Regions from separate parts of the Homo sapiens genome. Here region 2 is linked to region 1. A link is a contact called in ENCODE Hi-C or POLR2A ChIA-PET data. All regions are on one chromosome and are shown on one strand. Each heading gives the region's core, a stretch centred on a gene start or an enhancer-like site at or near the end of the contact. The rest is flanking DNA. Distances are from core to core; before and after follow the strand shown.

Region 1 (3,587 bases), core at 284-2,783:
AAGATTTTCATGGCACCTTCCCTTTCAAAGCTCAAGGCACTGAATGAACTCTTCAAACTGATAGCAGTTAGCACTAAAGGTTGAACAGGGGCCGTTGGAGGAGGAACCACTAGGGAGGATGAGAAAAGAGGGAGGAAGAGCAGAGAGAAGAGCACGGCAGTCCGGACCCCAGAGCCACCACTACAGCCAAAGGAGGAAAATCGTAAAGACTGCAGGCTTCCCAGGAAGGAATCCAGCCCTGCTGGGAAGTTGTTTTGTTATCAGGGAAAGTCACTTCCTTCTGTCAGCCTCCTCCATGAAATCGAGGTGACCTAGTTGACCCCCTGGGCCCCTCCCAGGTATGATCTTTTAAGAAGCCTGAGGAGCTTTCCTTTTTAGGTGAGCAGGCCTAACCCTTCTGCCAAGTTGTTACGGCAATAAAAATCATCATAAAATTTTTTTTAATGTTATGCATAAACCTTTCAATAACAAGTATATTTGGTACAGAGTGGTTTTCAACCCTGGCTGAACATTAAAATCACCTGGGGAACTTTTAAAAAATATTACTGGTGCCTGGGATCTACCCTGGAATGATGAAATCAGAACATCTGGGGGCTGGTGCTGAGCATCTGTATTTTCTCAAAGCACCCCAGCTTTTTTTTTTTTTTTTTGAGACAGAGTCTTGCTCAGTCGCCCAGGCTGGAGTGCGGTGGCGCGATCTCGGCTCACTGCAAACTCCGCCTCCCGGGTTCATGCCATTCTCCTGCCTCAGCCTCCCGAGTAGCTGGGACTACGGGCGCCCACCACTACGCCCGGCTAATTTTTTTGTATTTTTAGTAGAGACGGGGTTTCACCGTATTAGCCAGGAAGGTCTCGATCTCCTGACCTCGTGATCTGCCCATCTCGGTCTCCCAAAGTGCTGGGATTGCAGGCGTGAGCCACCGTGCCCAGCCCACCCCAGCTTTTGTGTTATGCACTGGGGTTGTGAAATACCCGGGGACCTGGGAAGGCTGACAATAGGAGGTGAGCTTGAGTGTGCCCAAAGAAAGGCAAAGAAAGGCTTATTATTAGGGGTGTGATTTAAGTGTTTCCAATTAACAGTGGAGGAAGGAAACTTAAAACTGTACTTTGAAGTTACCAAGCTCTAGGTTATTCTTATAGTAAGTGTAGCCCATTTGGCTTGTGTAACTTATTTTTCACATACTTCAAGGCCAGGAAACTTCAGAAGTGTCACAGCAAGTTCTTTGGCCACCTCCTCACTAGCTGGCTCCCACTGAAAGTGTTAGCCACATGCCAGCTACCGTTGTAGGGAAATCACACTTAGGATATTTTACTTGCACGCAGCAGAGAGGTTGCTGTTATCCTCCCCATTTTACAGAGAAGGACATGGAGGCCCAGAGAGGCTACATAATTTTCTCTGGGTCCCAAAACCTGTAAATAGTAGAGAAGGGGATCAAACTTGTTTATCTTACTCTAAGCTACCCCACTCTTTCTACTATACCTAATGCCTCTTAGAATGACCCTGGACTTGTTGATTTGTCAGCTGCTTGCCCTTGGCGGGAGGGCGTTTGGCTTTCTTTTTCAGATAGGAGAGAAAACATGAGAGGAGAAATCAGCTTCTGCAGAGATTACCTTAGAGATTGAGCAAGGCAGTGTAATGTAATGAAAACATGCACCAGAGCAGGGGCCTCTAGCCCCAGGGGCAGGCTTGCAATTAGAACTGGGCTAAAAGAAAGAAAATTGTGGGAGGGTCCAAATGAGTAATATGGGAAACATGCTTTTTGTTTAACTGTGATACCTTTGGTATCACAGTTTTGTGATTGATGTGACTTAGGCTGTTTGCCTCTTTCATTCCAAGATGACACACCTCTGTGGGGTTACTTTGTGTTCATTCTGGACCTGGATCATTTTCAGGGGGTCCATGCTAGAATGTACTGCAATGTGGGAACATTGGCCTACAGATCTAGTTAGGTCCTCTCCCACCGCCATGCGCTTAGTCACTTCACCTGCTGCCTTCCAAAACAAATGGGCTGTGTGTGTCTCCTTCCCTTAACAAAGTATTCTATAATCATATTTTCTAGCTTAAAACAAAATTAGTCTTTTAGATGTAAAACACATCTAAAGCACTTTTATTAATGGATCGCTTTCCTTCAGGGATTACAGTGCTTAGTATGAGGTGCTGACTCATCTATTTTCATGCCATATAGGGAAGGAAAGTGTTAACTATTTTCGAATGTAGAGAATACTTTTGTTGGGAGTCTCTAAACCTTAAACCCAGGACCTGTTTGACAAAACTGTCATCCTCCCAACCCCTTGAAAAGATAATGCCCTAAATCTATCAGTTTTTTCCCCCCAGTATGCGAAAGTGGCTGTTTTCTGGTGTTAGTTGTTCCTATGTGTGGCTTGGAGCCATGGCCACTTGGCTTCCTAGATTGTGTCCCATGAATTCAAGCATAAGGAGCTCCCAGTCTGCTGCACCTGGCCTCCCTTGTCCTTCACATCCCTGCAGCATACTGTAGCAAACTTTCAAGTTAGCTTTTTATTGCATTCCACCCCCTGCCAGGGAGCAAACTTAAACTCATGCAACTCAAAATGACCATGCTGGGTCTGTTCTAAGTTTGAATTTGGACCTTGATCCAGCCTTCACATACTTTCTCTTATGAATTCCTCTTAATGCTAGTTAATAAAAATATAATGGCTTTCATGTCCCTTCTCATAATAACATTGCCAGCTTTGGGGGTTCTTTGAAAACTTTGCTTGAGAAGTCCATGGCCAAAAAAAAACAAAGATATTTGGCTTTAAAATATGGTCTTTGCTTACCAAACTCCTCTCTCTGAGGAAGGGAGAGAAAGAGTTGAAGGTTTCTGGGAAAGGGGCATAGAAGCAACTCTTAACTCTGGCCATGTGGATCTGCAGACAAAATTAGGGCAAATGTAGTGCTACAGATCCCATCCCCGGGCCTCACATTGTGGCCAGCCATATGGAGTCAGATTTGGAGACTTTTTGGAGATGGGGAAGCCACTGGACTCTTAGGCATCTGGTGTAAAGAGAGACTTTTTCTTTGCTACTTTTTTTTTTTTTTTTTGAGATGGAGTCTTGCTCTTTTGCCCAGGCTGCAGGGCACTGGCGTGATCTTGGCTTACTGCAGCCTCCGCCTCCCAGGTTCAATAGATTCTCCTGCCTCAGCCTCCTGAGTAGCTGGGATTACAGGCACCTGCTACCATGCCTGACTAGTTTTTGTATTTTTAGTAGAGACAGGGTTTGACCATATTGGCCAGGTTGGTCTTGGACTCCTGACAAGTGATCCGCCCGCCTCAGACTCCCGAAGTGCTAGGGTTACAGGTGTGAACCACCATGCCTAACTATCGTTGCTACTTTCTATTGGAAGAGAAGGCAGCCCTGATTTAGTCTGTTTACAGTCTGCATTATGTGGAGAATAGAGAGCCATCATAGTCCCTAAAACTTTCCTTGCCAGTTAACCCAGCAGGACAACCTGTCTTTGTCTCTTGACAACTGTTAACTGAGAACAGGGCCCTTGCTCCTCTAGGTGTGCACATTAAGGACTTTGCACAGTGTGGATGTAGCTCATGCTGCTCTGCCGTCTAGTA
Region 2 (3,587 bases), core at 452-2,951, 47 kb before region 1:
CTGACCTCAGGTGATCTACCCGCCTCAGCCTCCCAAAGTTTTGGGATTACAGGCGTGAGCCACTGCGCCTAGCCTACTACTGCTTTTTAACTAAAGTCTGCCTGCATTCCCTCTCTTGCCACAAAAGGCAAACAGAGCTTTTGGCACATTTGATTCCTGAGGCAGCCCCATGCCTGTTTAACACAGTGTAGCTTAACTGGTTAAAGCACCGGGCTAGTAAACACATGACTAGGGGCTCAATCCCTTGTGGGCCTGTTAGTTTATTTACTGCATTCATTGGCCACAGACTTCATCCCTAAAGTGGTCAAGCCATCTCAGACACGTTTGCTTCTGGTCACACCGATCAAGATTGATCCAGCCACTGAAGTAATCCAAACAACTCACTTCTAATGGGCCAGAGGTTGTCATCTTCATACCTGAGGAATGGCTTGCATTTTATAAAAATTGGAGATTCTTCTGCTCTCAGAATAGCAGACACAGGGCTGGGCGCAGTGGCTCATGCCTGTAATCCCAGCACTTTGGGAGGCCGAGGCGGGCAGATCACCTGAGGTGTCAGGAGTTTGAGACCAGCCTAACCAGTGTGGTGAAACCCCGTCTCTACTAAAAATACAAAAATTAGCCGGGCGTGGCGGTGGGCGCCTGTAGTCCCAGCTACTCGGGAGGCTGAGAAAGAATTGCTTGAACCTGGGAGGCCGAGGTTGCAGTGAGCCGAGATTGTGCCATTGCACTCCAGCCTGGGCGACAGAGCAAGATTCTGTCTCAAAAAAAAAAAAAAAAAAAAAAAAAAAGCAGACACAGAGGTGAACTTAACCTGAGATTAACCAGATTCACAGTTCAATAGCAACCACCTTTAGAGTCCCTAAGCTAAGAAACTGCTATGATTTTGATGAAACAGAAAGGAGGAAGGTAACTCTAGTTCTTTCTGAGGCATCCGACACTCCTTTAGAAGGGTTTTCCCAGGAAGCCTCATTCACTTTCAGGTAAGCCCATTATGAAGGGATAAGGATTTTACCGTATTCCACTGGAATAGGGGAAAAAACCATCTCACTTTAACAGAAAGCATGCAAGTGCCCTTTTCTGGAGGAGGTGGGAATGAGGGAGTACACAGACTTTAGCTTAAACTGTGGCAGGAGGGTCTTAATTTTGGCAGAACAGGGCATGGTGTTGCATCTCACCTGTTCCACGCTTAGTACAAGCCCTTCTTCCCAGTCCCTGTCACCTGCCTCATTTTGAGCTTTCACTGTATTTTCCTGTTGTTCCAGGGAAGATGAAGTGCATTTAAATGCTGCAGTTGGATACTGTGAAGATGAGACCCCTTAGCCTGTGGGATTAACTTTCCATGGAGCCCATTCTGGAGAGACTTGAGAGAGCACCTTTAAAAGGAAGTTAGCTAAGATACTGCCCTCCGTTTCAGACAGAGGTTGGAACCAGATCCTGGCTGAGAGCAGAGACCAGCTTCCACTCAGCCATGCACCCTAGGAGTGGGGATTCAGCTCTGTGGCTCCAGGAAGGTTAATCTTCAATGTTAATCCGTTTAGATAAAGTTGTTAGTTAAAAGGTAATCTGTTTAGCCTCCCTTTCCCCATTCTCCTGCCAGAAAAGAGGGAGTTCAAGTCTTCTTTCCAGGACTCCTGTGTTTTGGCTGAGACTGATTCTTCACTGTGGCCTTGGGAGAAAAGCTGCCTAACCAGTTCTGGGCCCTGGCTAGTTACAACCATGTGTGAGTTGTTTACAGTACGCACAGGTATGGGCTGAAGGGAAACAAAGCTTAAGGGATGACTAGAAAGGCTTGCTGAAATTGCTATGGGAGGGCCCCACCCTCCAAGCCATCTCCCCTCACACCCCGCTCGGTTTCAGTTTCTGCAGCTTGGTTATGCGACATTCTCTTAATCCTTTTTTGAATCTGGTCTCTACTTAAGCACTCAAGAAAACTGCTCCACAAGGATTGTTTTAGTGGGGTTTTAATTTTTTAAAATGTTCTTGTTTATTTAAATTGCTTGAACAAGGGTTTAGCTGTATGGGAAGAGTTCCTGCCTTTAGCTATACATGTTTCCACCCACTTAGACATGCTGCTCACCCACAGACTCATACAGCCTCCACAGACACAAAGCTTCTGTGTATCCTACATGTACCTGCACCCCAATTCTGTCAACCTCCCCACAGCTCTTGACTGGCTGTTTATCTATTCCATTCCACTACCTTCCCACCCCAGCCCTCAAAGTCCCAAACAGATTGAAAAAAAAAAAAAAAATGGGAGGCAGCAAAATTGCTTACTTGCACGAAAGGGCTCTTGCCTTTGAGGGGAGCTCTCTAGGCACCTAATTTCTCTTAGATTTCTTTCTGCCCTCAAAGGTACTTGTGGAATGTTTGCCGTTAAACGGTTGTAAATTAAGGGCTGAGTGTATGAAGCGTTAATGAAGGCTGCCATTGGAACCAGTCCACGTCCCGTCCCGGCTGGCAGGTTTGCTGTCCAAGAAGTCTCTTGCTGGAGGCCTGAGTTCCTGAGTGTCGGGTTTCAGCTCTCCTTTCTTCTTTTTTCGTCTTTTCTTCTGCAGCTATTTTTTCCCCTACCTTCCTTATAATCCGTCCCTTCCCTTCCTTCTTCCATACCCACTCCACCCCTACCCCTTTGGCTTTTTCTGAAAGTAACCATGAGGAACAGAGTCAGAATGAGGCTAGGGAAGCAGCATTTTTTTTTTTCTTTTCCTGTAGAAAGCAGGGCCAAAAGGGTGCATTTTATTTTTTTCTGCTTTTCCTTTTATCTCTTTGTGTTTGCTTCATTTCTTTCTCTTTAAGTCAAGGTTGAAATTGATGTTTGCAAAAGACAGGAATTTTGAATAACTGCCTGAGTTAAACAGAATATGGAGAAACTTTGACTCTGTCCCATGTATTAAAAATTAAAATTAGGGCAAAATAATGCGGATTTGTCCTGGAGGACCTGGCCAGATGTAGCTAGAGGACTTTCACAGTGCTGGTATAATTATACCTGGATATGGGATAATCTTCACTTTAAGCAACTCCATTATGTGAAAATACAGATCCACAGATACATATACAAATAAACACTTCCAAAAGAAATCCTTGTATAATTCAATGTAATATGTGTTTTTAAGCTACAATATGTAAGCCATCAAAGTACTGCATTATTTTTAGATAACAGACTTTTCAGTTTGTTTAAGGTGTGATTACCTTTACCAAACATCATTTCTACTCAAATAGAATGCTTACAATAAACTGTATGGAGGATACCTACATAAGTCATGTCCTGAGTTTATACTATTTCCTAGAGACATCTCTTTTATACATTTCAAGTTTTAAGTTTAGTCTGATGTTTTATACTTTTCAGTTTAGTACCTGAATTGTATCTATCTATGAAATAATAACAGATAATAATTTTAAGCAGATACTGTTTGCTAGACATTAATGCAAGACACTCTGTACATTATGTCATTTCATTTTTTTTTTTTTTTTTTTTTTTTTTTTTTTTTAGAGATGAGTCTCTGTCACCCAGGCTGGAGTGCAGTGGCACGATCACGGCTCACTGCAGCCTCTGCCTCCCAGGTTCAAGCAGTTCTCCTGCCTCAGCC

The links. Hi-C counts contacts between places; a loop is a spot of excess contacts on that map. ChIA-PET counts read pairs that join two places held with the same protein, here RNA polymerase II (POLR2A). Pooled maps may share reads with other maps.
Region 2: a loop to region 1 is called in a map of PC-9, with 6 times the contacts of the local background. The contact joins two enhancer-like sites. A Hi-C loop is called at or near these places in 6 of 168 maps with a recorded cell type or tissue (Caco-2, HAP-1, PC-3 and 3 more) and 3 of 50 pooled maps. POLR2A ChIA-PET finds 5 or more read pairs at or near these places in 5 of 52 experiments (Caco-2, H1, MCF 10A and 2 more).

Annotation. Positions count from the first base shown.
Region 1 is chr1:164,647,183-164,650,769 of GRCh38, forward strand. All of the region lies in intron 2 of PBX1 (PBX homeobox 1), which reads left to right. Among named protein-coding and RNA genes, the nearest start is that of PBX1, 90 kb to the left of the region's middle. Within about 2 kb of position 1,534, at least 6 of the 41 ENCODE cell types and tissues checked have a DNase peak (open chromatin) inside an H3K27ac peak, as active enhancers do; they include PC-9, where a contact is called at or near this core.
Region 2 is chr1:164,600,475-164,604,061 of GRCh38, forward strand. All of the region lies in intron 2 of PBX1 (PBX homeobox 1), which reads left to right. Among named protein-coding and RNA genes, the nearest start is that of PBX1, 43 kb to the left of the region's middle. RefSeq lists enhancers at 1,741-2,506, 2,507-3,271. Within about 2 kb of position 1,702, at least 23 of the 41 ENCODE cell types and tissues checked have a DNase peak (open chromatin) inside an H3K27ac peak, as active enhancers do; they include PC-9, where a contact is called at or near this core.